Linked DNA regions of Homo sapiens: regions 1 and 2 are each linked to region 3. Evidence: chromatin loops called from intact Hi-C (ENCODE). Cell type or tissue: mammary epithelial cell. All regions are shown on one strand. Each heading gives the region's core, and the rest is flanking DNA. Links, peaks and the distances in the headings are about the cores only.

Evidence for each region. Peaks named below come from ENCODE experiments on the same cell type or tissue, not always from the same donor. Only the 100,000 strongest peaks of a DNase experiment are listed, where the experiment ranks them.
Region 1: it touches region 3 in a loop (4-fold over the local background); 3 of 110 quality-filtered maps call a loop at or near these places.
Region 2: it touches region 3 in a loop (6-fold over the local background); 3 of 110 quality-filtered maps call a loop at or near these places.

Annotation. Positions count from the first base shown.
Region 1 is chr3:154,966,265-154,977,150 of GRCh38, reverse strand. LOC105374171 (a long non-coding RNA gene) reads left to right here and starts at 6,886. Exons shown (of 5, transcript XR_001740568.2): 1 at 6,886-7,048. In mammary epithelial cell, for the core only: no CTCF peak of the experiment used is centred there; DNase peaks (open chromatin) are centred at 5,050 and 6,130; H3K4me3 peaks cover 173 bases; H3K27ac peaks cover 2,331 bases.
Region 2 is chr3:154,755,198-154,765,535 of GRCh38, reverse strand. No RefSeq gene overlaps it. Among named protein-coding and RNA genes, the nearest start is that of MME, 320 kb to the left of the region's middle. In mammary epithelial cell, for the core only: a CTCF peak has its summit at 7,074 (motif pointing left); no DNase peak of the experiment used is centred there.
Region 3 is chr3:155,077,065-155,087,950 of GRCh38, reverse strand. MME (membrane metalloendopeptidase) reads right to left here and starts at 7,632. Exons shown (of 23, transcript NM_007289.4): 1 at 7,485-7,632; 2 at 3,624-3,793; 3 at 2,857-2,892. The coding sequence starts at 3,783. In mammary epithelial cell, for the core only: a CTCF peak has its summit at 5,370; a DNase peak (open chromatin) is centred at 7,950; H3K4me3 peaks cover 3,488 bases.

The sequences.
Region 1 (10,886 bases), core at 975-8,974, 110 kb after region 3:
GGGCATGAGCCGCTGCACCCAGCAGCAATTCTTTAAAACAATGCATACACTTAAATTTGAAGCTTAGCTGGGAGATTTTTGGATATGGTCAAGAAGATATAGGAACAATTTAATGAAGTTTTGTAGGCCAGTTGCTCTTTCATGTTCACAAAACAGTCAAGTGCCACTAATCGCATTTTGACAAACAATGAACCACATATACAACTATGGTCCCATAAGATTATGGTATTTTTACTGTACCTTTCATATGTGTAGATACAATTAGATACACAAATAGTTATCAAATAGTTATCATTGTGTTACAATTGCCTGGAGTATTCAGTATAGTAACATGCTGTATAGGTTTATAGCTAAGGGGCAATATAGCCATATAACCATATAGCCTAGGTGTGTCTTAGGCTATACCATCTAGGTTTGTGTAAGTATACTCTATGATGTTTTTACATCAACAAAATCACCTAATAATACATTTCTCAGAATGTATCCTTGTTCTTAAGTGATTCATGACTATCGTTATTCTTGACTCATCCTACTCTTAAGCCTTTTAACTGAAATACATTTATATTTACTTATTCAAAGTAGAAAGATCTAAGAATTGAATGTTCATTATATAATTATTTCAGAGATTTTTTTTCAAAATAATATTTGAAAATACTATGTATTGAGTCAAAATCTTGTTAAGATAAAAAATAAATGCTGGGTCATCTACTGTAATTATCTCAAGGGTAATTAGTGACATAGCTGAATTTAGAACTTAAATGTGGGAAACTACAGCTCATTTATCCCTGCGCTGTATGATGCTAAAATCAGAAAACCCCTGGAAAGTTACTATCCCCACTAAATTGTCTATATGACGTTGGCCCTGCTAAAAGATGATGAAATGTTCTCTGTGCATGGTGGTTCTGGGCCAATCTGATTAGACACAAGTAACAGCCATCACCCAGTTCTGTTTCAGGAAAAGACCAAGATTGCTTCTTTAAGAAAATATCGTCTTTTAACAATTGTTTAAATAAACAGATTACTTTTCAAGTACACTTCTGATTTACTTTTCATTCAGGTAATCTTAGATATATTTCCAGTTGCTGTGGCATATTAGATAGTTGCTTCTTTCCTAGCTCCATAAATAATTGTTGAATTTGTTGCATGGATGCATTTTATTTTTCTTTGTAGCCTCCCAAGTACCTTACTTGGGCCTTTGCATACGATAGTGGATGGTCGAATTAAGTTGGCATGGGATTCATTCTTTCTCTCTCTTTTCTTCTTTTCCATTTTCCTTTCTTGTTCTTCTCTTTGTCTTTTTACATCTCATTTTTCACCTTCTCATTCCTTATTGGAAATAATAAATCATTTTCCCAAAGCCATTTTGCCAATCACCCTAAAATTTATTTTCTGTAATTTTCCCAGCAGTTTGACAGGTTCAGTACATGTCATGTTGAGCAATTTTTAAGGAAATGTCAGTTATCCCTTATAAAGCTCAGCCTTTTAGAGTTTTGATCCAGGAAATGTATTAGTATTATTCATAGAAACCAGTTTTCATGGCCAATTTTAGCTCATTTGGCTATTCATGCCATCAGGTAAGTAAATATTTCTATTGACCAGGCCAGTCATGTCTGCTCTCCCTCTGTGCATCCAGAGGTCCAGCAAGGAGAATGTAGAAAACGATTTTCTTCTTAGCTTGTAGAGAGATTGGAGTAGGCATTATCCCACATCACATAGCAATGACTAATGACAACTTGAACTGCTGGATACATTCTACTTCCATTCCTAGATAGGTTTAGAGACAGATGACTTACGGAAATCTCACAAAAGGAAAATGGGTTTGTATGTGTATAGACTTATTGTCAAAATACAAAAGGATTCCATAAATTGTTATGGATTGAGTGACTTGAACAAGGATTTAAAAGGCATGTTCACCAGATAGTTTAGAAGAAATATAAACATTTTTGAACTTCACTGTCAATACTGATTGATTTATTGTTTGCAGAGTTTTTTTTGTTGTTGTTGTTAACTAAGGCCTCAAAGACTTTTCAAACAATAATGTTTTATGTGTTCATGGTGCTTTATAGTGTATACATCACATCGCCACTCTCTTGTTTAATTATCATGAAAACCATATAAATAGAGGTGCCATTTTTACATAAATAACATAGAGATATGAGATTGATGTGTTTTACTAAAAATTCCCTGGGAATTTTGACTTTGGTACTATAGGACCTTAAGAATTTTGGAGTCGGCTGGGCATGGTGGCTCACAACTGTAATCTCAGCACTTTGGGAGGCTGAGGCAGGCAGATCACTTCAGGTCAGGAGTTCGAGATCAGCCTGGCCAACATGGTAAACCCCGTCTCTACTAAAAATACAAAAATTAGCCAGGTGTGGTAGCGTGCACTTATAATCCCAGCTACTTGGGTGGCTGAGGCAGGAGAATCACTTGAATCCACGGGGCAGAGGTTGCAGTGAGCCGAGATTGCACCACTGTACTCCAGCCTGGGAGATAGAGCAAGCCTGTCTCCAAAAAATAAAAATAAAAATAAAAATTTGGAGTCACTGTGAGATATACATACACAATATACCTACTTTATATATATATATGTGTATATATATATGTTTGTGTGTGTATATATATATATTCTCACACATTTATCATCAAATAGGTATATTTGAGGTTTGTTCTCCCCAGCCAGGTAAGGTAATATAGTGGGAAAAGCATGGATTTGGAGTCTTAAATCCTGATTCTATCAGCAGTATTGTCTTGCATTAGTTACTAATCTCCCTGCATCTCATTTTCTCATCTAATAATAATAACAATTATTCTACTCTTAGGAGTACATTATGTAATGTAGATAATGTGCCTGAGATGGAATAACCATCAGAAGAGTCCATTTCCTACCTGGATTATTTTGTACAAATGCATCTAGATGATCGTTCCCAATCTCTTCATTAATGAATGGCACCTTTTGAGAGACAACCAGTTAATGTTGCTCTCTGTGGCCTTTGGGAAAGAGAAAAGTAACTGGTTTATGCCAGAATTAAACCTGGAACTCTAACCTAATGAGCAAACAGCAAAGAAGGCAGATCAATTGCAGACGTGAGGTGATTCATCATTTAGACCCTGGAGGTATGCCTTGGGACTCAACTATCTCCCTCATATCTCTGAGACACCAGTGTGAGCTTGGACCCCTCTAAACATTCAGATCTATTCCTATTCCAGCATACTTGTGTCTCAATTCACTCAGTGCAAAGGCGAGAAACTTAAGCTGTAAACAATTTGAACAACTATGGAATACACTAGATTCTATCTTGAGTTTTGTTTTGCTGATTAAAAACTCATACTGAAAGAGAAGTTTGATTGTAGAAAGAACTGACATGAATTCTTTGGAAGAAAGTTTAATAGAAAAAGTTCTCTCTCTAATTTATTGATGGCCGTGAGGAATTGTGGGTGAGATTTTAGCCATCAGTGGACATATAACAGATATTACTGAGTGATGAGATAGTGAGTGATTGTTTAAAATCTTTACTTCTTTGTGCTTCTCCATATTTCTTTCAATAAAAAACATGATGAGGGGGTACAATCAATCAATGAATCAATCAGTACATATGAGAAAGAAAGACTATTTTGTGATTACTGTTGGGATAGAATAAAACACATTCCCTGAATTCTTAGGAATTGCATTTAATGGAGAGCATTTTTGTCCTATCTATGTTCTGAGCCTTTTTGCTCAGAAGTTAGATTTTCTTTTCCTGAAGCAGCTCTTTCTGCCCATCCATGGATCTCATCAGCACAATCTGCAGGGTTTGTATGCAGCTGGCTTTCCCTGTTTTTACTTCTGAATGGGTGGCTTATTTCTTTCCAGCATTTTTTTTTTCTGATTGACCCAAAATGGGTGCAGATGTGGTAAGCACATGCTGAAAGTTGTTGAATATTATTTTCACCCTTATGAAAGGCCTGACATAAGCAGTTTCAGATTGTGTGAATTCTTAATTCTGCAGTGGGCTTCCAACAGTGGTTCTGTTGCCAGTGATAACAAAAACCTGGGAGAGACCTTGGGCGGTAAACCACAGACTTAGTTCCCAAGAATTGAAGACCTCATATGTTCCTTGGTATGTGATCTTGTGAAATGCAGAGGTATAAAATGAAGTTTTGACTTTCAAAATTGGTCCTAGGGACTAAATTATGATGTAAGGTATTTTCCCTATATGTTTTAGTGCATACTTGTAGAAATTGGCTTCTGTTATTTTCTTGTTTACAACAAAGATCATCTTTTTGTGCCATTTCTGAATTTTGAATTTTCTTTTGGTTCTTTCTAATACCTTTTTGTTAGTGGCATGTTGTATTGAAGAGCCACTAAACTGGGAGTAAAAAAAATCTGCCTGTTTCTCTCTTGTTTTGTGAAACAAGTATATATTGTAAATATATAATTGCTGAAAAATAAGGATAATATTATATTCTACCTAACTTTTGTACACAATAGCTATTCACATTGCTCAAAAGTTGTTTTTCAATACTTACGGAAAACATTTAATTAAACAGAGTTAGCTTGACTGTATGTATTTTTTACTTTGGGGTCTAAAACTGTTCATTCCAGAGGTTCTAGGAAGATGAATTGTTTTTTTAACTGGGGAAATTAAAGACTTACTTCTTGATAGAGGATCATCAAGGAATGGATTACATTTGTATATTTCCTTTTATTTCTGGTAAATAAAAAATTATAGGAGGCCATTGTTTTGAGCTACACTCCTACACTAGACCCCAACAGATCAGACTAAAAATCAAAACGGAGTCGCTCACGCTGTGGTTCCACATTACCAAACCAAAACTGAGTGGTTATCTAACCTTTGGAGAAGCCCAAAAGGAGAGATAACAGCTTAATTTCCCAAACAGACTGGTTTCAATCTACAGGATAATGAAGTTCCCTCTGCCTTTAATCTTTAAAGGGAAGGTAACCTGAAGTAACCTGATATTAAGCAATCAGTTATTTCTCTATTGTTTCCCTGTTCCTGCCTTACAAGGGAAATAGCTTTGAAATGACCAGTCACATTTTGTTCTACATTTCTGCTTTCTTCAGTTCTTCTCCGTCTATAAAACCAAACCCTTCCACTCAGCTTATTGGAACACTTATTCTATTTTATGGAATGAAGTGTTGCCCAATTCTAAAAATGCAATAAAGCCAATTGAGATCTTTAAGATAAATTTGTTGTAGCTTTGTCTTTTGGCAGATCTAAGCATACAAGGGCTAGATTAATGCACTCATTCATTTCCTTATTTAACAAAATTGTATTGAGTGCTTTCCACATACTAGGTACTTTGCCAGGGCCCAGGGGATACAGAGGTCAATTACAAAAACAGTCCCCGTCATATTGTCTGCAGACTAGTGTAGAGATGGACAAGTTAGCTGTTGCAGTAAGAGTGCATTAGTGGAACACCTGAACCTAGATTTGGGGGTCAGGAAAGGAATTCTGAGAGGAAAGTAGAACTGAGAAATAAATAGAAATTATTCAAGCCTGTGTGTGTTGAGAAAGAGAAAGTGGCAGTGTGTGCATGTGTTTGTACTTTAAGGAAGAGAAAGAGACAAGCACAGGGAGAGAGAGAACGTGAGTACACACTAATAGCTTAAGTCTACATTTGGATTGTATTAAAATAACACCAAAAGCTGATGGAAACTCATGCCGCGATCGTCATTAGGCTCTTACAAGCTTGCTGGCCAGTTTCAAAGTTTGCTTTCTTGGAACACATAAAGATAATTTAATAAATTTTCCGTTCGGGGTAGGAGAAAGTTAATAGACTACTAAAGGGCCTAATTTACCTCCCCGGATTAGATTAATCAGACTTAAAATAGGGCATCTAAGATGCAGATGCCATGTTTAAAAGTATACTCTGTGCAATTCCAGAAGAACAAAGTTTTCCAGAAAGCATTAGTGTTTGGTCAATGTAATAAGACTAATTTCTCAAGAACCTCACACCTAGGTTTCAGGTAAAAGGAAAAAGAAAAAGTAATGATGATTCTGTTTTTCCTTCTCAGGCACATTTTTCAATGCATTAGACTGTTTGGTTTGGATGGTGCAAGGATCAAATCTATGTTGTAAGAGGAAAGCCAGATGATCTTTCAAAATGCATCTAAAATTTCTTCAGCCAACTCAAAATGAATGAGTCATGTTGACGTTATACTAGGGAGCCATGTCTTAAGCTAAATTCCTAATCCTTACATGATACTGTTTTTAATCCTTTGGCCTATTTCCCGAACTATTCAGTTGGACTCTTGTGCAGTGTCATTTCTCACACATCTCAGAGCCCAAGTGGACTTCTTGATGGAGTTGGCTTTACATGCCGTGATGCCTCCTTAGCATTTTGTAGAAAGAAATAAGATCCAATCCAGTTTCAAAACACCCTGGTTTGGGAGGATTCTGAAGTTCCCTAAGACCTTTAAAATGCTTTAATTTCAATTCAAGGATGGCAGCATGAATTAATTATTCAAAAGACAAAGGATGCCTCTAAGTGATCCTTCAAACTTGGGATTTATTAATTCATTCAAGAGATATTTACTGAATACTTATTATGCACCAAGCACTCTTCTATGTATTGCAGTGTGGCTGAAATCCTAGACATACCCAGTGCTGAGTCAGAATTTCAATATAATAAGACACACTCCACTGATCAATATATATTAATAAAAAATAAATAAAAATAAAAAATTCCATCAGTTGAGTGTTTCAAATGTTTGGGACAATCAAAATCTTGGCTTTGCCACTCAGTAGCTATGTGACCTTCAACTTCTTTTCTCTGAGCTGCCGTTGTCACATTTCTTAATTGTGTCCAACAACTACTTTCATGAGAGGAATGGAAGAGATTGGCTGTAACAAGTCAAATGCAAGGGGAGCTGCTTTGAGAGCCCTCAACTTGCACTGTTCACCTGTCAGGTTTTATCTTTCAGGGGTCAGCCAAGCCAGTGGGAAGCCTACGACATTCCCCTGGGTCACTTAGTGAACTCCTACTCTTTCATCAGGCCTCACTTGAACATGACTTCCTCCAGAAGCCTTCCCAGACATCTTTGGTGAGTATATGTGCCTTATATGCATTTCTAGGGTATCCTATCTATCTGTATCATAGCATTTGCCACAATTTAATGTGATGGATGTCTGTTCTGTCTTCTATCTTTCTACGAGAGTCTATGCTTCAAAAGGGCAGAGAATGAATGTGTTCTGCTATCTATTTTAGTTCCAGTATTTAGAAGGGTCTATTTGTTATTGTTGAATGAATTAATGAATGTGTATCTGTATCCCACAAGCTAAATAGAAATTTATGAATGAGATAAAGGTGCATATTGGTCTATATTGTTTGCCTTGCACTTGTATACATGTAATTTCAGTTAAGCCTCAAAACCACTCTAAGTGGTGGAAGGACAGACATTTTGATGCTTGTGTGCTGATGAAAATGAGGTTCAGAGGGTAAAAGGATTTTTCTGTGTTTGCAGAGCTAGAAAGTCAGAAGAGTAGAATTGGAACCCAGCTCAGTCTGATGCCACATCCTTTGTTGTTTCCATTAAATCAGAGAATTTCTTAGTGCTGAGAAACTATTCTGGAACTTACAACAAAGGCAAGTGGGAAGGGAGTCGCCTGGAATTTGATCTCTGTAGATGCCTTTTTCATTTAGTTTATTTTTCATTTTTATCTGTTGCTTTGCTCTTATCAAATACAGATAAATAGCAGCTGCTACTGGTGCTGTTGATTGCGATTTCTGTTTGAAAATGGAATCTTGAGCATCTGTTCTCTCCTTTTATATTTTACTGTGAGAGAAAATCTATTTTTTTCAAAAGGTAATTCATACACATGGTAAAAATTTAAACAATATAAAAACCTATTTTTAAAAAACATATACTCTTGAGTATTTCTGTGTACTTTGCTTTCATCACTAATACATCTTTAAGTTTATTCCATATTGGTACGCAAAATACATATTTCATTATTCTAATGATTACATATTACTTAATTCAATTTGTAATACATAAATGGCAGTTTACTAATATAACCATATAAAAAGTAATCTAACAGAAGTTACAATGTTTTATCAGGTGAGCACTACACTGTTATTTTAATACTTGCCAGTTAAATCAAGCAATGTGACTGCTAAAAGTAGAATTCCCATACAGTAGGAAAGCACAATTTATTTTTATAATAAAAGCAATAAATGTGTTTAAAAATTTCAATCCTTTATTGTGAATCACTTGTGGCCAAGTATCACTTAGAATAAGAGTTCTAGAACTAAAAGTGTCTTTAGAGGCCTAGTACAGTTTGTTATAAGGAACACTGTGTGTGTGTGTGTGTTTGTGTGTTTGCATGTGTGTAAGACTATTTAGAAAAGTAAGCTTATATAAAGGTACAATAATGTCTTGTTTATTGAGTATCTACTTTGAGTCTGGCATATCATCAACATTTTATATCATTATCTTATTGCTTACAATCTTAGGGATAGGTACTATTATCATTTTTATTTTACAGGTAGGAAACAGAAATGCAAACTCTTTCTGATTCCAAATCCTATATTTATAACCACAGCACATTATTTGGTCTATTAGATGTAAAACAACTAAATTCCAGAAATAGTCTCCGAGCCCACCTACTTAGCCTCAATCTTCAATCTTGGAGGTCCCTGAAGGGGCTCCTCTAACCTTTAAGGTTTTTCACATGTTTTTACAATTGTTTCAGAGCCCATGCCAGGGTTAATAATCAGCCACTACTTACTGAAAACTGTACCAGTTTTGAAAATATTAAAGTACTTCTGAACCATTTAGTAAATAACCCTCTATGACCCAGCTACTCTCTAAGACTGACTGGTTGTTGTGGATTGAATGGTATCCCCAAATTTTGTATGTTAAAATTCCATTCCCCAAGACCTCAGAATGTGAACATATTTGGAGATAGGTCTTAAAGAGGTTAAAATGAGGCCGTTAGGGACATATCCTAATCCAATATGACTGATATCCTTATAAGAAGAGGAAGAGACACCAGGGATGTGTACCAACAGAGGAAGGGTCGTAAGAGGATACAGTCAGAAGGCAGCTGTCTGCAAGCCGAGGAGGGAGTCCTGAGGGGAGATCAAACCTGTGGACACCTTGGTCTTGGACTTCTAACCTCCAGAACTGTGAGAAAATAAATTTCTGTTGTTTAAGCCACCCAGTCTGCAGTATTTGATTATGGCATCCCTAGGAGACTGATACACTTGTTTCTCTCATAATCTGGAAACTAAAGAGCTGGTTCCTGGCACACACCAGAGGCCTCCCCAGGGGAACTTGCTCTGGTTGGTTACTCCTTGTGACTGTGGACATTTTGCTTGTTTTCAGCAATCTATGCTGTAATGAATGTTCTTGTACATATGTCTATATATTCATCTGGGGATATATTTTAATATACATTTCTAGAAATAAAATTGCTAGGTGGGTTGACTTAGAAAATAACTTCATGTATTTTAACATTCTTCATAAAATACCTTTAAAAATTCATCTGGGCAAAGCTACATTTGTGAAAGACACTTGTGTATTTGTTGTGCTCATTTTGGTTTCTTCTTGATGCTAATAGCTACCTTGCCTTTCAAGGGAGAAAAAGTTTCAAAGTAGAAAATATTTCAAATGCGTTAAGTAGAGGTTTGAAACATCCCATAACCCGCTAAATGAAGCCCAAAGCCACAAAGGGCAGAAAGGTCTAGGCAGCTCTGATAATGACTTTAAGTGGGAGCAAGGCTGCAGAGCACCATTGCTGAGAATAAAGGCTTAACATAATGCCTTTCTCCTGGGCATCCTTTGCCCACAAAACTTACCCATAATGACAGTTTACATTATGTTCATTCCTTCAGGAATAATTACTGTGCCTCCATGTGGAAGTTTTCTCATTCCAAAGAAGCAGGATCATCCATCATATTAATGTGATATGGTTTTGCCAGATGCCAGATGAATTAGCAAATGGTATTCAACATACACATTCATCAATTCTGACTAGTGCATAAATAAAATCATAAGGATATATCTTTGGAAAATACTGGTGGGCATTGTCACAATATTTTAAAAATTGTCCAGACAGGTATATTTTTCTCTTAGTCACTTGAAACATTTAGAATTAAATTAACTTTTGTCAAAAGATGGTTCTTCTTTAATATAAATTGAAAAAGGCCAGAGGCAGAAATTCTCCAAATTGAGGATATATCAGAATCACTGAGGGTATGTTAAAACACGGATTACTGAGGCCAGGTGCTGTGGCTCACACCTGGAATCCTAGCACTTTGGAAGGCCCAGGTCAGGAGTTCGAGACCAGCATGACCAACATGGCGAAACCCCGTCTCTACTAAAAATACAAAAATTAGCCACGTGCGGTGGCGGGCGCCTGTAGTCCCAGCTACTGGGGAGGTGGAGGCAGGAGAATCACTTGAACCCGGTGGGCGGAGGTTGCAGTGAGTTAAGATTGTGCCACTGCATTCCAGCCAGGATGACAGAGACAGACTCTGTCTAAAAAACAAACAAACAAACAAACAAACAAACAAACAAAAAAACCAAAAAAACCAAACACAGATTCACAGATTACTGGTCCTTACTCCAAAATTTTAGACTGAGTAGGTCTGGAATGGGCACATGGTTCTGCATTTTTAATAAGTTTTCAGTTGATGCCAATTGATGCTTCTAGTCTGGAGAGCACACTTTGAGGATTGCTGGTCTTGGAAGGTCTTTTACAAGATTTAAGTCACATACCAATCACTTAGGTATCTTTTGAAGATACAGATTCAGATCCAGTAGGTCCTGGGTGGTGCTCAAGATTCTGCTTTTTTTTTTTTGAAACAGAGTCTTGCTCTGTTGTCCAGGCTGGAGTACAGTGGCATGATCATGGCTCACTGTTACCTTGAACTCC
Region 2 (10,338 bases), core at 2,329-10,328, 320 kb after region 3:
GTTCAGTGTTTGTTTTATAACATGCTCTATGACCTTTCTTTTAGAAGGTTGTGTGGAAAGAGAGAAGCCAAAGCCATCATGTAAAAAAGGCAATACTTTATGTTTTATTCACATTAATTCTTGCAAACAGCAGGAAGCAATTATCAGTTGGAGAGGAAGTATTAAACATAAAAGTTTTATGAGTGACTTCGTATGTACAATAATTTATGACATTAGATTCTGGCAGTTCCAATTTTCACTCCTCCATTTTTAATTGAAACAAAAAAATTTTAAGGTAATAGAAAGCAAAACATTTGGGAAAACTTCATGAATCTTTTTGATATCATTATATCACACTGTCACACGTTCTCACACTATTATTTGAGGTTCACTCAGTTATACTTACGGAAACACAATTTAGGAAATAACCTATGATTAAGAAAGAATCATCCATGAGTTTTTTTAATACTAAGTGAAAAAAATGATTCAGCCCTAGTATTTCAGATGCCATGGAAATGGGGAAAGTTTTTATTTAGTTTTAGTTTCATATTAGAACTCTATAGCCAACAGTTTAAAATCTGGAATGGGACTAAAATGTGGTCTAGTTCTGCCTTTTTATTTAACAGATGAGGAAACTAAGAATTGCAGGTGTTGAGTGACTTAGGGCAAAACTAGGTTTAAAATCACTGTTTAGGCAGGCCTCCCACTTGAGATCACCTAAGGTCAGGAGTTTGAGACAAGCCTGGCCACCATGGTGAAACCCAATCTCTATTAAAAATACAGAAATTAGCCAAGTGTGGTCATGCACGCCTGCAATCCCAGCTACTGAGGAGACTGAGGCATAAGAATCGCTCGGACCTGGGAGACAGGGGTAGCAGTGAGCCAAGATTGTGCCACTGCACTCCAGCCTGGGCAACAGAGTGAGATTCTGTCTCAAGAAACAAACAAACAGAAGAAAGAAAACAACAACAACAAAAACACTGTTTAATCCAGTAAAACTTTCTCAAGTGTTAATATAGTATAGAGAATGGGAAACTATTTTAAATCAAGTCCTCAAAAGTAATTGCAACAAAACCAAAAATTGACAAATGGGAACTGATTAAACTAAAAAGCTTTTGCATGGCAAAAGAAACTATCAACAGAGTAAACAGACAACACACAGAATGGGAGAAATTATTTGCAAACTATGCATCTGAGAAAGGTCTAATGTCCGTAATCTATAAGAAACGTACATCAACAACCAGAAAACAAATAACCTCATTAAAAAAATGGGCAAAGAACATGGACATTTCTCAAAAGAAGATATACAAGCAACCAACAAATATATAAAAAATGCTTATCATCACTAATCATCAGAGAAATGCAAATAAAAGCCACAACGAGATACTGCCTCACAGCAGTCAGAATGGCTATTATTAAAAAGTCAAAAAATAACAGACGCTAGCTGGGTTGCCGAAAAAAGGAAATGTTTATACACTGTTGGTTGGAATGTAAATTAGTTCAGTCCCTGTAAAAAGCAGTTTGGAGATTTCTCAAAGAACTTAGAATTACCATTTGACCTAGCAATCTCATTATTTTATATATATATATATATATATATATATATATATATATATATATAGAGAGAGAGAGAGAGAGAGAGAGAGAGAGAGAGAGAGAGAGAGCGAGAGAGAGAGAGATTATATATAATAATGAGATTATTATATATATTTAAAGGAAATAAATCATACTACTAGAAAGACACGTGCACTAGCAGAAATCATCCTAGGTGCCCATCAGTGGTGGATTGGATAAAGAAAGGGTGGTACATATACACCATGGAATACTACACAGCCATAAAAAATGAAATTATATCCTTTGTGACAACATGGATGCAGCTGGCAGCCATTATTCTAAGTGAATTAACACAGAAACAAAACCAAATACCGCATGTTCTCACTTATAAGTGGAAGCTAAACATTGAACACACATGGAAATAAACATGGGAGCAATAAACACTGGGGACTACTAGAGGTGGTAGAAGAGGGAAGGGAGCAAGGTCTGAAAAACTACCTGTTGGGTACTATGCTCCATACCTGGTGACAGGATCCTCTGTATCCCGAACCTCAGCATCATGAAATACTCCCATGTTACAAACTTGCACATGTACCCATTGAAACTAAAAGTTGAAATTATTTTTAAAAATAAAAGAAGCCTCTTTGGAGAGTCTTAGAAAGGGGATGACCTATATATACATTTATTTTGTAGATTTTTCTTAACCATGATAATGTATATATTAATACTTCTTATAATTAAAGCTAATTTTAAAATATTTTAAAAGTAAACAAACAAAAAAGAGACACTGATAATGAATGAAAAATAAACTTAAATATTGACAAAATTTTTAAAATGATATGTTTTTCAGTCCCAGCTCTGAAACTGTAGTTGGAGGGCAAACCATTTCATCATTATCATACACCATTTCTGTATTGGTAGGATAATGATCATAGTTTTTGTTTCACAGACTCATCATGAGGAGCAAATGCAATGATGTATGTAAAGGCTCTCTCTGCAAACTGTAAAACACTCAAGAATATAACAAATTATATTTATACAATAAATCTTTAGCTACAATGTAATGAAACAAATTAGCATTTATTGAGCAGCTGCTCTATGCCAAGATATTTTTTGTATGGTATTTTATTTTACCCTTATATCAACCCTTGAAACAGATGCTATTTTGCAGTTTGATAGATGAAGAAGACAATGAAGCTCAGTGAAATCTATTTAAATTTCTCTAGGTATTGTGGCAAACAAGTGAGGAAACAGGATTTGAAACTACATTTATTGGTGATGATTTTACCAATGGAATTTCCACTACTACGTAATGCATTTGGTAGTCATAGAAAAGAAACCCATTCTCCTCATTTGTGATAACTTGGATGAGGAAGAATGAGGACTAGGAGACATAAAGAACCTAATGGACTGAAATGCTGACATGACTTGCTTTTTTTTTTTTTTTTTTTTTTTTTTGAGACAGTCTCGCCCTGTCACCCAGCCTGGAATGCAGTGGTGTGATTACGGCTCACTGCAACCTCCACCTCCAGGGTTCAAATGATTCTCCTGCCTCAGCCTCCCCAGTAGCTGGGATTACAGGCACACGCCACCACACCCCGCTAATTTTTGTATCTTTAGTAGAGAAGGGGTTTCACCACATTGGTCAGGCTGGTCTTGAACTCCTGACCTTGTGATCCACCCACCTTGGCCTCCCAAAATGGTGGGATTACAGGCATGAGCCACTGCGCCCAGCCACTGACATGACTTCTATTCCAGGTAATGAGGTACTCCAAGTGAGACAGAATTGTATAGTAAAGGTTTTATAACCTGTGATCTGAATCGGGGCTAGATGAAAACTTGAGGGTACTCAGGAAGGATTCTAAGCTGGTCATGTTGGGTAGGTTAATAATTGGTGCCCCTTCAAATATTTGTTCTTTTAGTATTTGGTCAATAATTTCAGGGTCTTGCAGCTTAACTGCTCTGTAGAGAAGGGACAAAGAAGCCCTATATATTAGGTGATAGGGATCAATCTCTCCTCTCTTGTCCAGAACAATTGAATTTGCCGCAAATTTAGATACTCTTTTTACCAAAAGAAAAGCACTAAAATTAGCCGGAGCAATTCGATTTGAGTTTGTCTGAGGGGTGTGTGTGTGTGTCTGTGTGTGTGTATGTGTGTATGTGTGTTTGTGTGTGTGTGTGTGACTGCACATGCAGTAGGAGGGAAGGAGTGGGTGAACTTCTCTCTATCTCATTTTAAATTACTCTCTAGGAGAGCAGTTTGGGTAAATAAATTTTATTTTAATACGGCATTAGTAATTCACCACCTCTCATAGATTAGTGCTCCAACAATTCCTTGTTTTAAATTAAAGTTTGATTCAAACCAGATAACGGGGAGATTTTGAAGTTTTGAGAGCAAAGTGCGGTGGAAGATGCATATAAAATGATTTTAAAAGTACAACATTGGGGCCAGGCATGGTGGCTCACGCCTGTAATCCTAGCACTTTGGGCGGCTGAGGTGGGTGGATTGCCTGAGCTCACGAGTTCAAGACCAGCCTGGGCAACACGGTGAAACCCCATCTCTACTGAAATACAAAAAATAGCTGGGCATGGCAGCGGGTGCCTATAGTCCCAGCTACTTGGGAGGCTGAGGCAGGAGAATTGCTAGAACCTGGGAGGCGGAGGTTGCAGTGAGCTGAGATCATGCCACTGCACTCCAGCCTGGGCAACAGAGCAAGACTCCATCTCTAAAAAAAAAAAAAAAGGACAACATTGGGCAGGGTGGGGTGGTGGAATAGAGAGGAAATGGAAGCTAAGAGACCACACACACAGAACTGATTAGGGCCAATGATTAGCAGGATTTAAATGGAAACAAAAGAAAACAAAACAACCCCTCTGAATTTTAGACCTATTTCTTCCTCTTACAAGCAATGTGATTTTAGGCAAATCTCTTAACATAGTTTCATCGTCTAAACCCTGGGGATTAATATTTAGTGTTTTTGACACACACACACACACACACACACACACATATACACTCACCATTTATCTTGCAGCAAGGAATAGGTACTTTACAAATATTACCTCATTTATTCCTCATAATAACCCTATGGAATAGGTACTACTATTATTTCATTTTGCATATGAGGAAACTGAGGTACAAAAAGTCAGTTCATACAGCTAATAAGTGGCAGAACTGAAATTGGAATCTTGGCAGCCTGTTTCTAGAATCTGTATTAACCATTGGCTGTAACAGCCAATCTACAGAATTGCTGTGAAGATTAAGTGGAGAAGCTTACATTTTCCAGAAGATAATTTTTTTGTTTTTTTTTAATTGCTTTCAACATATTAAGTTTTTGTGGACCCTTTGAGACTCTGGTAAAATCATGAACATTATATACCAGCAATATCCACACATATACATAACATAAAAATTTACATAGCATTTCTAAGATTTCAAAGACCTCCAAAACTCCATTCAGGGACAACAAGTTAAAAAAAAGCCTGAATTTAACTTGGTTGGGTCTCCTTAACCTCACTGTCTCCCAACTAGAAGGTGAAAATAGTGATCAACTTCCCAGCTTCCAGTTCTAAGGGCTGAGAGGCCTACACATAATTTGAGGATAGGTTCCATACCACTTCAAACTGCTTAACAACGTGTTATTCAGAAGTCCTGGTTTGAGTTTGCTTTATAAGTATAAATTTAGAGCTAAAAATGGAGTGGAGAGAGAAACAGTTTGGTCAAAGTCTTTGGTCTTTGTAAAATGCAAAATATTTGGAAAATAGTCTGGAGGGGTTGGTGGCATTTAGCCATTCTAAGTGCCAAGAATCACATCTTGTCAGCTCTTGCTGATTCGCCGTTGACCTCAATGACCTCTATGTCCCTTCTTCATTAGAGCACACTGGGAGAGTGAAAGGATGGCGCCATTTGGGACCACACTAGGAAAAACAAATTCTACAAGTTGTACATTTCATCATTTTTTTTCTTCCACTTAAAAATCTTGACAAAGGTTTATCAAGTTGCTTGAAACCCCATTATGATTCAAATCAACAAGTTCTACAGAGAAAACCCACTGAACAATTTACTGTGGCTTGTAATATCTGTTCATATTCTTCTTAGCAGACACAACAACAAACCTCATTGTTTACCACTGGTTACTGAGACCAGAATAGGTAAGAAACAAAAGCCATCGTCAGATTTGTTTTGTTTTCCAGTTGGTTCTTTCTTTGAAAGAAAAACAACTGTCTTTTAAATCAAATCCTTACCCTTTTTTCTACTTCATTATTGGTAGGTCCAATTATAATTAATGAGCAACTAATGAACATTCGTTAACTTAGACAGTAATATTTTTATTTTTCTTTGGTTGATTCAAGAACAGCTACACAGATATTTACTCAAGATTATGAATTTAAAAACTTGACTAAAGGTGAAAAGTTATGACATAAAAGAAATGCCAAACATCTTTTCGTTTAGTAGCATAAAAATGCTATCAAGCAAGGGCATAATCTGAATTTTTTAAAAATTGATGTAGATCATTGAATTTGGCAAGAAGAATTTGTGTGTGTGTGGTGGGCAGAGGTTTAAATGGGTCAATGAGTTAACAAAGGCCGGTTCCTCACTGTCTGAAATAATTTACCGATTAAAACTCCATTCACCTGGTCAAACATGTTCTATCAATTTCAATCCTGTTTTGAAATTAGAGGTTTGCTCAACTTGAAAGGAGATTTATAAATAATTTATAAGCATTGATATCCATGCATCAGAGAAAGCGTAGAGAGATGAATTAGCCCTATTTTAAAACTTAGTAGTTAGAGTTCCAAATAAAAAGTCTCAAGGAAACACAGTGAATTTAGTAAGTTCCCAGTTAGCCAAAGCTATTGGCTATTGGCTGAATATCTGGTTCTTACGTAAGTTTACTCTGCATGTGACCTACGTACATTTATGTAAATTTACTTACATAAATTTGAGACAGTTATCAATACAATAGTACTTACATGTAAGAAAGTATTTAAGTTAAAGCAAATACTTAATGGTTCTTTTCATTTTAGCACTCACTGAAAATCAGGCATTTCAAAGTAACACCAGAATGTTTATATCTTTTATATTAAATAGATAGACAATTTAGCCAAAATCTTATTCTGTACTCTGCAACTCTGCTTAGCATATTGTTCAAACTATACAATGACAAAATTCCATTTTAAAGAAAATTAAAGTAGGATAAATTTAAAGAAAATTAAAGTAGGATAAATTTAAAGAACAATGAAAAGACTACAGACATCAATACTACTATATGAAAATTAAGTGATACCCCCATAGAATGTTTATTCCACTATCACATTTAGAGTATCAAAAATTCTCTTGGGAACAGAGATTACAGTATTTTGAAGCAAACTTTCAGTTTATAATTCCTTGACAAGTACAATTTATTAGCAGAAAAAATATTTTGAAAAGGATTTTGTTCTTTTTCTTAACATGAACCACAAAGTGCTTTTCTGTCTTTTTCTAGATACAGGCCTACATACATTAATTTTATGTAAAACCAGCTCCCTCTAGTGATAACAATAATGTTTCCAGCAAGAAACGAACCGGCTTTCTAGATTATTTATATAAAACCCTTTGAAATTGAATCTCAAAATAAACACTTGAGAAGATCGACTTTTATTATAGAGGATAAAAATTCTAATAACCTTCCAAGTCATTTGTTAATAGTCTTTCTTAGTTTAATGCTCTTTTAAACATGTCAATACGGGGAGTGACCCTGGTGTTCAACTTGTTCTCTTTGCTCACTGGGAAAGCCAGGCCCAGAAATATAAATGCACTCTGGTATGTTCAATAAAAATCAGTTTACGTTTTTTTTTTTTTAAATCCAATAAAGAAGCTTATGATTCAATAGAAAGATATGATTTTTAAATGCTAATTTCTGTACACAGACATAAATATCACTATTTAAATCAGCACTTTAAATATCCAGTTGCTTTCTTTGATATCACTGAGGATGAAAACTGAATTGTGTAACTTTAGCAATGTAAAACATCAGACAGCTGTTGAAGAATGAACTCCTCACTGGAACTCCTGAAGTTTGGCTATGGTTGGTATGATGTAGAACAGTAGTTTTTAATTTTTGCTGGAAAACACTAGTTAGCAAATTTTTTTGTTTTGTTTTGTTTTGTTTTGAGACGGAGTCTTGCTCTGTCGCCCAGGCTGGAGTGCAGTGGCGCAATCTCGGCTTACTGCAAGCTCCGCCTCCCGGGTTCACGTCATTCTCCTGCCTCAGCCTCCTGAGTAGCTGGGACTACAGGCGTCTGCCACTAGGCCGGCTAATTTTTTTGTATTTTTAGTAGAGACGGGTTTTCACCGCGTTAGCCAGGATGGTCTGGATATCCTGACCTCGTGATCCTCCTGCCTCGGCCTCCCAAAGTGCTGGGATTACAGGCGTGAGCCACCACGCCTGGCCGTTAGCAAATATTTTGGGACTTACAGGCCACGTGGTCTCTGTCGCAAAAAATTAAGCTCCGCTGTTGTAGCATGAAAGCAGTGATTGATTTGTTTGTGTTGAATCACCCTTCTATCCCTGAGATAAATCCCACTTGGTCATGATGATCTTTTTAAACAGGTTGTTGAATTTAATTTTTTTAGTATGTTTTTGAGAGTTTTTGCATCAGTGTTCATAAGGGATAATGGCTTGTAGTTTTCTTTTTTTGATGTGTCTTTGTTTTTGGTATCGGGGTAATACTGGCTGAGAGAATGAGTTTGGAAGTATTTTCTACTCCTCCATTTTTTGGAATAGCTTGAGTAGAATTGGTATTATTTCTTCTTTAAATAAAGATTTAAATTCTGCCATGAAACCATGGGGTCTCTGGCTTTTCTTTGCTGGGAGACTTTTTTATTTTGGCTTCAATCTCTAGTATATTTTATATTATTTTATATAGTTGCATAGTATATTTTGTATACTAGTATAGTAGTATATTTTGTATATTTTATATTGCATAGCTGCCCAGTATATTTTGTAATATACACTTTTTTAGATTTGTATAATGTTTGTAAAAAGGCAAAAATTCCAACACAAAAATGGGCACAAATATAAATAGAATAGTCACACAATAATAATAATAATGGCTCTTAAATATAAAGAAGTGATCAACATCACTCATAATTGGAAAAAAATTAAGTTACACTGTATTTTTTTCTTTTTCTTAAATTGTCTTTATTCTTTATATTTTTTAAAAAATTTATTTTTAATTTCTGTGGGTACATAGTAGGTGTATATATTTATGGAGTACCTAAGATATTTTGATATAGGCATACAACATGTAATAATCACATCAGGGTAAATGGGGTATATGTTCCCTCAAGCATTAATTTTTTTGTGTGACAAAAAATCCAATAATAATCTTAATTATTTTTAAATGTACAATGAAGTTATTGACCATAGTCAACCTGTTGTAATATCAAATAGTAGTTCTTATTCGTTCTTTCTATCTTTTGTACTCATTAAGGCATTCCCACTTTTCCCCCACAACCCCTACTACTCTTCCAAGCCTCTGGTAACCATCTTTATACTCTCTATCTTCATGAGCTCAATTGTTTTAATGTTTAGCTCCCACAAATAAGTGAGAACATGTGAAATTTGTCTTCCTATACCTGGCTTATTTCACTTAACATAATGACTTCCAGTATCATTCATGTTGTTGCAAATGAAGAATCTCATCCTTTTTCATGAATAAATAGTACTCCTTTGTGTATATGTACCACATTTTCTTTATCCATTCATCTGTTGATGGACACAAAGTTTGCTTCCAAATCTTGGCTATTGTAAATGATGCTGCAAGAAACATAGAAGTGCAGATATCTCTTAGATATACTGATTTCGTTTCTTTGGGGATATACCTAGCAATGGGATTGCAGAACCACATGGCAGCTATATTTTTACTTTTTGAAGAACCTCCAAACTATTCTCCATAGTGGTTGTACTAGTTGACATTCCCAGCAACAGTGTACAAGGATTCCCTTTTCTCCACATCCTTGCTGGCATTTGTTATTGCCTGTCATTTGTATAGAAAGCATTTTAACTGGTGAGATGATATATTATTGTAGTCTTGATGTGCATTTCTCTGATGATTAATGGTGTTGAGCACATTTTCATATACCTGATTGCCCTTTGTATGTTTTCTTTTGAAAAATGTCTATTCAAATCTTTTGCCCAATTTTTTTATCACAGTATTAGATTTTTTTTTTTCCTATTGAGTTGTTTGAATTTCTTATTTATTCTGGTTATTAGTCCCTTCTCAGATAGGTAGTTTGCAAATATTTTCTCCCATTCTAAGGAGAGTCAATTCACCTTGTTTGTTTCCATTGCAGTGCAAAAGCTTCTTAACTTGATGTGATCTCTTTTATCCATTTTGGCTTTGGTTGCCTGTGCTTGTGGGTATTACTCAAGAACTCTTTGCCCAGACCAATGACCTGGAGTTTTCCCCAATGCTTTCTTTTAGCAGTTTCATAGTTTGAGGTTCTAGATTTAAGTCTTTAATCCATTTTTATTTGATTTTTGTGTGTGGCAGGAGATGGATGTCTAGTTTCATTCTTCTGCATATGGATATCCAGTTTTCCCAGCACCATTTATTGAAGACACTGTCCTTTTTCTAATGTATGCTCTTGGCACCTATGTCAAAAAATACACTGTAGATGTATGAATTTATTCCTGGGTTTTTTATTCTGTTCAATTTGTCTGTGTGTCTGTTTTTATGCCAATACCATGCTGTTTTGGTTACTATACCGCTGTAGTATGGCTTGAAGTCAGGTAATGTGATTCCTTCAGTGTTGTTCTT
Region 3 (10,886 bases), core at 1,144-9,143:
ATTAAAGGATACAGGTTAAATACATTTTAGTGAGTTGAGACTTGCCAAACACTATTTAAAAATCCTATCTCTAAACATTAAGTCACATTTAAGATTCCAGATTCTGAATGTCACATTGCTCCTTGGGAGGAAAAACCTGCCTAGATCTCTGAGGCAAAATCACTTGTCGTTTATAGAAATACACCTACCTAGTCAAAAAATCCAGTTTCTTCGAAAATAAAATTCAAGGAAAAGAAGAGAAAAAGGAAAAATAGTGAGAGAAGAGAGAATCTATAGATTAAGATACCAAAGAGACATGTCAAGTGTATTAAAGACAGAGGAATTAACCCTTAGTAGTCAATATGTAAGTGGAAGTTTCCCGAAACAGGACAGCCTGAGCATATAATAGGGTAGCTGGTAGAGAGAGGAAGCATAGGAGGATCTGGGGAGGAAGTAAACGTTAACTTTGACAACTTGGGCACATGCTGACTTTTGCACATGACCACGGAGATCCCCCAGCCAAGGTACCTGTGCAGCCATTTCCCTGGGGAATAAAGAAACTTCGTTTTTGGGAAAAACTTACTATGTCGAGCAGCAAATGGCTAACATCTAAATCAAGTCTCCCTCACGCTCCCCACATCACATCTCAGGGTGTCTAGTCATTGCTCTTGTGACCCAGAGCAAAAAAATCCATCAAAAAACGATACAAAAAAAAAAAAAAACCAAAGGGCACAGATTCAGGATATTAGACTATAACCTAGAATTGCCAGATATTTTCCCGTCATTTTTTTGCAAAGTTCAGTGAATAACAAAAATCCAAGTAAAGAATATCCAAGACTGGGTGCAGTGGCTCATGCCTGTAATCCCAGCACTTTGGGAAGACAAGTAGGAGGACTGCTTGATCTCAGGAGTTCAAGACCAAGCTTGGGCAACATAGTGAGACCCTGTCTCTACAAAAAAAAAAAACAAAAAAAAACAAAAAAAACAAAAAACCCACAACCTAGCCAGGAATGGTGGCAGGTGCCTATAGTCCCAGCTACTCAGGAGGCTCAGGCAGGAGGATGCCTTGAGCCCAGGAGATCAAGGCTGCAGTAAGCTGTGATCACAATACTGCACTCCAGCCTGGGTGACAGAGCAAGATCCTGCCTCAAATAAATAAATAAATAAAATTAAAAATATCCAGCAGAAAATGGTTAAAATTATTTGGAACAGTTTATTTATTTCTTATAAGACACATAGATGTTAGAAAGGAGGTTTAGAATCTCTTGTTAAAGGACACAAATATTGTGTTCATATCCCAGGTGCTGCCCTCAGCTACCACCTTCCTTTTTCTTGAAGAAAGAAGAAATACTCCCATTTTCACCACACTCCAATTGATGGGATTTATATAGCTTCATACACTTCTCTGTTTTCTGCTCTGACTTATTTTTCTTCTCTTCTAATCATTGATGTTGTTTAGCCCTTGAACCTCTTCTTAAGTTTAGCCCTTGAACCTCTTCTCTTCTTTTGAGAACTCAAATACTTCCAAGGCTTCCACTATCACTCCTAAACTGACAGATCTCAAATCCAAATTCCAGCTTCTTAAACCTCATCTCTACCTTCCTCCTGTCTATTTTCATCTTAGACCAAACACATCCACATCCACCTCATAACCTCTCTATTTCTGTGTGGGCTGCCTCCATTCTCTTTAGTCCCTTGGGTTTTAAAACTTGGCATCATTCTCAATTCATTCATTTTATTTAGCAAGTCAGTTCTACTGAGTCACCCAATTCTCCCTCCCCATTATCTCAATAGTACTCTTCTCTCACCACAGGCCAACCTCTTCAGCTTACACTTGGAGTACAGAAGCAGCCCCCACCTGCCTGCCCTCCTTTTCACTCAATCCAGTCAACCTCACATTCGCAGAATCATCTTTCACCTTTGGCCTGATCACTCCTCTGTTCAAAAATATCTGTTTCTCCTGTATTACAATATCAAGGCTAAACATGGATTTCAAGGTTCTCCATAATGTGTCCTTCTATCAAGCGTACACTTTTACTACTTCTCAATAACATAGTTTCTTTCTTTTGTGTTTGGAATTCCCTCTTCTGCACCGCCACATCTAAATTCTAGCCCTGCTTCAAGGTTCTTCCCAAATTTAAGGCTGGGTGCGGTGGCTCACGCCTGTAATCCCAGCACTTTGTGAGGCCGAGGGGGGCAGATCACCTGAGGGCAGGAGTTCGAAACCAGCCTGATCAATATGGTGAAACCCCGTCTCTACCAAAAATACAGAATTAGCCAGGCGTGGTGGTGGGTACCTGTAGTCCCAGCTACTTGGGAGGCTGAGGCAGGAGAATTGCTAGAACCCGGGAGGCGGAGATTGCAGTCAGCCGAGATCACGCCACTGCACTCCAGCTTGGGCGACAGAGCGAGACTCTGTCTCAAAATATAAAAAATAAAAAAAATAAATAAAATGAAATTTCTTCCCAGATTTTAACTTCTCCACCTAGATTTACATGCCTACATCTCACTCCCTTCTTCTCACCCACCTAGTGAGGTGCACTGAGACATTTAACACAATGATACGAAACTTACCATTTCATATGTGTTCATTTTCTTTCTTCAACTACATGGCAAGCTCCATACAAATAGCGATATAGTTTTCTATTGCCCTGCTATACAGCCCAGGGCTGAAAATAGTAATATATTTTTCAGAGTAAACAAGTTAATTAATCTACTACTTAAATATATTTTTATTTCCATTGATTATAGAGCCAGACACATAAATAATTGATCTACAATGAATAAAAGTGTAAACAAAGCAAATTAAGATTAGCATTTAATTTTAAATATTATACATCAGTTGTATAACTATTACACGTAAAAACCATTTCTTACCTGATTTTATGCAGTCTGATGACTTGCAAATACCATCTAGAAAAAGGAGAGAATATACATAAATATTGGCAACACAAATTTTTAAATTTCTATTTTTCTTTTGTTCTTTTAAAAACTGCCAATTAAATAAGCAATTTCTTAAAGCAAGAACTAAAAACTGAACATTATATATCATTGTCAGTGGTTAGAAAAAATATAAGAAAATAAAATAAGTAAAATCTAAATTTAAAATTTTGATTATGAAGAAAAATGTGTTATTATATCTTCTCTACCAACGAAGCCCCAGGCCTATTAAATTGAAATAATCAGTTGTTTTTGCTTGGTAATCATTTTTTTAACCATTAAACAATCAATCTTTTTTCATCCTTGTTGTAAAAAACTTCCAAGACTCAAATTAAATTTGTTAAATTCCTGTGAAGCCGTTTAGAATTTCAATGACACAACAAAAGTTGACTAATGACTATTACTAAAGCTGGCCATAAAATTGTGTATATTTTAATCAAATAAAACCATACTTTAGATTCCTCATAAGTAAGCGTGAGCGCACTAAATATACTTGCAATTAATAACTTAGCTCAAACATAAAAGGCACCGTACTTCAAAGTTAATTATTTTGACATATTGATGTTACATTTTATAAATGAATCTCTTTGTCAGTCTTTAAGTGCCTCTATCCTTAACACATTCGTTGGATAGATGGTAAAAGCATGGAGGAAGATTTCCTTCTCTTTTGCACTTATGGATGCACAGGTGTGGGAGTAACTCACCATCGTAGGTTGCATAGAGTGCGATCATTGTCACAGCTATGATGGTGAGGAGCAGGACAAGGACCGAGAGGCTGATCTCCAGTGGAGTCCATCGCTGTTTCTTCTTTGGCTTTGGAGTGTTGATATCAGTTATATCCATCTGACTTTCTGACTTGCCCATCACCTAAAATCTGCAAAAAATGAAAATACTAATAATGAAAAACAAATAAATAAAAAAGAAAATGTCCAAATGCTTAATGTGGCTGGATAAAAGTAAAAGGCTCAGTTATTTTAAAATAGAAATACATTTTTGCTGTTGAGAAGTCAAAATTTTGTTGCTGAATGCAAAGTATATAGAGCCAAATGAATTTGACAGGTCTCAGTCACAACCTTTTGTTTTTTGTTGCTGTTGTTTTGTTTTGTTTTGCTTTGGTATATCACTGAAAATCTCAGCAAAATTAGACAGTAAGACTTGGTTAAATACTCAAGTAGGATTAATTCAGCAGTTTATAAGCAAATAATTGCTGTACCATCATTAAGAAAGTTTTAAACTCACCCTTTTGAACTCTGGACTAACATCAATGGTTAATTTTATATCTTGCTCCAGTGGCTTCCTTTATAAGCTCAAAAACCAGTGACTAATACCTTGAGGTTTTGACTAAGCAATAATTTGAAATATTAATATAGATAAACAGCAAAACGAATGAACACATGAAGTAGTTTATTTTAGTCATAAAAACAACCTTTATTTTTACAGTTCAAAATTACTACTACTACTGATACCAGTATCTATTAACTGGTTAGACAACATTCTGAAAATGGTCACTCACTGTACCAAAAGATACCTGAATATCCAACCTAACCACGCCCAATCCCATTTAAGAGGGGAGTAAGGGGGATAAGTAAACAAAATAGTACAAAAAGTTACCAAGTTGATACTTGTAGTCCTGTATAAAGCAGGGTATGCAAAAACATACCTGTATTCCTAAAATCTTTCACCTCAACTGGAGATGTGTTAAAAACTTTAAACCAAAAAGTGGACACTGCCACAGAATAGAATAAAGAATTAGGAAACTGGGGCACAGAGAAGTCAGGCAACGTGTTCAAGACTACACAACTCGTCAATATTCTTTGTAAAGAACACATTTGGTCACTGTTCAAAATAAAGCTGTATCATCATGCAGTAAAAGCGTACTGTAGAAATTTAGGGGGAAAATTAAGGGGATATAAGCCTAAATATTAAATTTCATCAGGGGCCTAGTGACACTTTATCAGCCAGTCTCCAAGGATTAGAACACACAATTTCCATTTTTCTGCATGACTGTATAAAAGAACATCTTAAACTAGCAGATTAGCTGTTTATAGCTCAATACAAATTGCTCTTAGAATTTGGTCCCAGGATGAAGTGGCGGCTCAGAAATGCTCTTATAGTTAAAGATCTTTGTTGAACACACACAATTCTCTAAGGGTGTGTTTTGTGGAAACTGAGGCATAGGAGAAAGAAGAAACATATTCTACATTTGAAGTATGGTCTGGGAGACCCAGCAGAAAACTAGAAATTAACCTTCCCAGTGAATTATTAATAAGCGAACCACAGCTAGACCTTAAAGTTCTGGATACAAAGTCTTAAACATGCTGTCCCCTTGATTACATGAGGCTATAAGCAAGGACAGACTATCAAATAAAAATATTTTATTACACAATGAAAACCGTGTCTGCTAAATAAAAGTGGAATGTAATGTACCTGAATGTTAAAATGTCTTACTTAATGGTTATGTAAGGCATGCTGGCTTAGTCTCACCACCCCTGGGGTTATGATATGGAATTGCATTGATTGTAGTCCTATTTTAATAGTGTATTGGTTGGGCAAAGGAAAGAGGGGAACAAATTTAATAATACTCTGGACACTTTACAGAGAGGTAAACAATAATAATTCTCCCAGTCTCCCCATGTTTCATGACTGTCCTAAAGAACACCTGAATGTTAAGCACATTTGCTAAAGTATTTCCCTTTCCTGAATATTGTTCCCCCCGCATATGTCAGAAGACAATGTAGAGAAATGTTTTACTGGTATAAAAGGACTTTTTTTTTTCTTAGTTCTTCCTTAGAAATGACAGTCAGTGTCCCTGTAAAGTAAAGCGAAGGGGTGAACCAGGGCAGCCTCAGGGTTAAATTACAGGTGCTCTGTGGAAACTCCATGCCTTGTGGTGTAGTAAAGCTAGTGGATAAGCATTTCTTTCTCCCTGTAAGTTACTTTCCCTTGGCTTCTCCTCCTTACCCTTGAGACTGGGTACTGAAGCAGCTGGGCTCTTAATGGGTCAGCACCCAAGTTTGCAGAAACAGTTACAGAGAAATGAAGACAGTGACAGAAGCTGCATCAAAACAATATAATCTTTGAATCACCTGCAAAGTCTTCCTCCATCTCCCCCTCTTGTAAATGCCCTGTAAATTCTTAAAGGAAGTCTTTTGCTCTTAGTAGCCTTTTTTCAAAAGCATTGAGCAAAAGCAGAAATGATGCAAGTTTAATCTCCTAATTAACTTTGTCGTTCATTTCCAGTTAATTCTGGAAGGTTCACAATTTTTCTTTAAGACATCAGGGGACAGTATCTGGAATCTCACTGTGGAACATATGACTAAACCCCAAATACCTGAATATCCAACTTAACCACACCCAATCCCATAGAGAAGAGTAAGGGGGACAAGTAAACAAAAGAATACAAAAAAAAAAAAAATACCAAGTTGAGGCTTATAGTCCCATATAAAGCAGGGTACGCAAAAACATACCTGTATTCTTAAAATATTTCACTTCAACTGAAGATGTGTTAAATAAAAAGTTTAAACGGAAAAGTGGACACTGCCACAGACGAGAATAGAGAATTAGGAGGTCTAAGATAACAAGAACCTGCAAACTTCAGCTCGACAATATTACCAACAGAATAAATTACTATTTTAAGTGTAAGCTTAATTTCAAAGCAATGTAAAGCAGCAATTCTTATACCAGTTGAGCATAAGCATTACTATATCAGACAGTCAAAGCAGGAAACCTGGATAACTGATTTGTTAAAAAGGAAATCTCATTGACTTACAGACTTAGACTTAGCTAAGCAGTTTTCATCTTCACTGCACATTATAACATTAACTTATATCTGCAGGTTCCTGAAGCTGTGCTATGCAATTACAGTTTGTTCTATGGAAACTGAGGCACAGGAAGAAGGAGAAACAGTTTCCATATTTAAACTGTGTCTGCAGAAGCTGAGGACAGAGGTACTCAGGATAAATCATCTTCTTGTTTCCCAGACATTAATTAGGTGTTTCCCAGCCTGAAATACGGAGTTCTGGACACGAAGTGCCAACCATATTACTCCCCTGGTTAGTGCTGCTCTACAACCAAAGACACAGGGTTAAGTCCAAGAAATTACCAGACAATTTTTTAAAGTGCTAGAACCCACAAAAATGGCAGGGGATGAAGCTACACGCCTTCATACAGTCGATTTGCCGACAAGCACTTTCCAAATGCTGACGCTGCAAGTCAGGTACTAGTTTTCAGTTTAATAAAATTGCCATTTGAATCATATATGGGGGAGGAATCGACTTGATCGAGAAGCTAAAGAGGGATATTTGGTTGCAATTACCCTTATTTTGAAACCAGACAAATAGACTGAAACCAGTTAAGAGGTCTTAAACTTTCATCTACAAAAGGACACACCAGCCCCGCACCGACCAACCCTTGTGAGATTTAAGCATTAATTATATAATAGGAAATCAGGTTAAAAGCAAGATGAAGAGGTGGGATAATGAAAAGATCTTCCGGTTAAGAAAAGTAAAAATAGAAAAGTGAGTTACAAATGAGAAAATCCGACAGAAACCAAAATGAAAACAAACCTTGCTTTTTAAAAAGAAGAAAAAAAAATCAGTGTCTGTACAGCAGAATGGCAAATTCCCAGCCCCCAAATCAGCCCCGGTGCAATCTGGTAGCGCGGATCTCGGTAACAAAACATAACTCCCCAAGGCAGAGGCCGCAGGGAACTATGGAAATGAACCTGAAGAGCCAACCTGACGTGACTTCCAGAGCCCTCCTCCAGGTCACCCTCTGGGCCCCTCTCCCTCCCCTCACTCTTCAGGTCCCAGTAGCGGCTCCTTCCCAGGGCACGCCTCCTCCACGGCCGCAGGGTCCTGGGCGCTCGGATCGCGCTGGACCTTAGCTGCGGACCCTGCTCAGCGCACCTCCCGGCAGCCGCTCCCCTCGGCTGGCTCTGCCCTCCCCGTGCCCGTCCCACGGGCTCCCAGCGCCCTGGGCGCTCGCGCCCTTTGGACCTTTCTCCCTCAGCTCGCTCTCCTGGGACTCACCAGTGGGATTCGGGAGAAGTTGGAGGCTGCTGAGCCGACACATCCCGACCAATGAGCGCACGGGGCCGGGTGGCAGTGGCGGGCTGAGAGCCCAGCCAAGCGCCTCTCAGTCCGTGCATCCGCCCAAGGCGCGCGGGCTCCAGGCTGAGGCCGGACTTGGGGGAGGTTCCGGACCCGCCTCCGCCCGGGCCGTGGGGCGACGAGGCACCTGGGCATCCCTCCGACCCGCACCCACAGAGACTCACCGTGACCCCTCAGCAGATCCCGCGCCAGGAGTTGGGCGGCTGCTCCAGCCTGCTCTCGGTCAAGCTTCGCCACTTGCACATCTCCGCGCCCCGCGCGTCTCGGCGCTCTCACGGCCCACCCCCCCCACCCCCTACCCCGCCTCGCCGCTGCAGGACCAGAGAGAGGAGCAGTTCCCTGGGTGACCTGAAGGTTTCCGCTAGGTCTCCCAAATCCAGTCACTTCATGTGAGGGGGCCGGGGAGACGGGGGGCGGGCGGTGGCAATGAAAATGTCCCATCCTCCCCACCCCCCATCTCACCATTCCCAAAAGGGCTTTGCTAAACATTTTTAGAATTGCTTAGCTTCGGGGCTTTCAAGAAAACAATACACGGGCTCTTCGGGATTCTCTAGTCCTGAGGGGGCTCCATCTCTCCCCTGTGGACCGGAGACTATAATGCTTGCCTCTTCTCACGCTCTTCTTTCGCTCTCTTTCCCGCTCCCTTTCCTCCCTGAATCCAAGCTTCCTTCCTTCTTCATTTAAATGTCCTCTCTCCCTCCCTCCTTCGTTTTCTTTTTTCTTACTCTCCCTCCCCGTTTCCTTCTTTCCTTCCTTGCTCCTGCTTTCTCCACCCCGCTTCCCTCTTTCTTCCCTTTCTTTTCCTTGGTCGAAGTACTCTCATGTCAAGATCTGAACTGAAACTCTCCGCTCCCACCTCCTGACTTCAGGGAATCTTAAAACGTGTGTACATCGGAGGTTGAGGGTGGGGAGTGAGAAAGAGAAAAATAAACTAAAGTGTGTCTGCTCTACCTACTGAAATCAGCCGTAATGCGCCTGGACCCTCACAGTTTAATGCAAGCAAGCAGCGTACCCCTTTCACTCAAGACACAGCGATTCCTCCTCAAAGGGGTAAATACAAACAAGGAAATAAATACTTTAGGCACAAAGGCAGTTTCTTTGTAAAAGCTACCTTTAGCAGCTATAATTGCCAAGGAGCTCAGAGGAACTAAACTTCCTTTTTTTTTTGCTTCCAGTGTACAAGTACCTTTAATACTGATCCCTTTCCTCTTTTGAATCACAGGTAATTACACACACACACACACACACACACACACACACATACACACACATATTCACACTCCACTGCGGAATTCATACTGAAATAAAACTGGGTTTGCAATTATCTGTTTTTAATATCAAAATGATTTGCTGCTTGAGAAGAGTCCCCTTGTGCTAAAAAATTTTCCATCTTTTTCATAGCAGAGAAAGCTGAAAAGCAAGGAGAAAAGGTAGTTCATCCTAATAAGTGGAATACAATGGAGAGACATTTCCCCAAAAAGCTAACCAATCTTTAAATAATTCGATTAATATAGAGGAAAAATGGAGTGTGTAGACCTAACAAGTGCTATTGACGTCTATTTACGCTTTCTCTGTGCATCTTACAGACACTATTTAGTCCTCACAACAATCCCGAAATATTGGTGTTTTCACTCCCACAAATAAGCATGCGGGGCTTGACTAGCGCCCTGGAAAGCATCTCAACTGGAATTTTTTTTTCCTACAGAGTCTCGTGCTGTCGCCCAGGCTGGAGTGCAGTGGTGTGATCTCTGCCTCCTGGGTTCAAGCGATTCTCCTGCCTCAGCCTCCTGAGCAACTGGAAATACAGGCACGCACCACCACACCGAGCTAATTTTGCTTGCGTGTGTGTGTGTGTGTGTGTGTGTGTGTGTGTGTACTTTTACTTTCGGGGTTTCTCCATATTGGCCAGGCTGGTCTCAAACTCCTGGCCTCAAGTGATCTACACACCTCGGTCTCCCAAAGTGCTGGAATTACAGGTGTTAGCAATCATGCCTGGCGGTGAGGACTCTTTTAAAGGAAAAAAAAGGATTTACTTAAAATGTATGACAAAAGAAAAAAAAAATGCCTACTTAGAGTTAATTTTAGACTCTGACTTTCAGCTGATAGTCGACAGTATGGATTGGTAACTGGTTTCCCAGAACAAATATTTTTTTCTTTTTCTCTTTTCTTTCTGTTTTTTGTTGTTGTTGCTGTTGTTCGTTTTTTTTTGTTTAGATGAGGGTCTGACTGTGTTGCCCAGGCTGGTCTCTAACTCTGGGCTCAAGCAATCCTTCAGCCTCAGCCTCTTAAGTAGCTTGGACTACCCACATCTCCCTTACAATATCTTGATTTCATTAAAGTTGATTAGAAACTTAGGGTTTTTGTTGTTGTTGTTTGTTTGTTTGTTTTTAAATCAAGAATGCTAAATCTCCTCCCAGAAGTTTGTGCAAGTTTGAGATAATTTTTTTAAGGGATCTTAAAGAGTCCCCAACTATTTACAGTAAGTAAATTTAGACAACTGAGGCTTACTGAGGTGGTCCAAGATCACTCAGTTTGGCCACTTATAGGAATGGAGGAGAAAGTAGCCCTCCTGGTGGCCATACATAAGTTATTAAGAATGGAATGCATTGGTTCTAGCAGTTTGCAGAATGGATCCTTAAAAACCACTGTGTGTGACACAAATGCTTGATGAATTTTTTTAAGTCCTTTAAAAATGCTATAGTGCATTTTTATATGCACCATTGAGCCAGCAGGCAAGTAAAAGAAAATCTTAGAAGCCAAAAACAAAGAGAGCTGTCAGAGGCATTTGGACCAGAGCAACTCCATCTTGAATAGGGGCCGGGTAAAATAAGGCTGAGACCTGCTGGGCTGAATTCC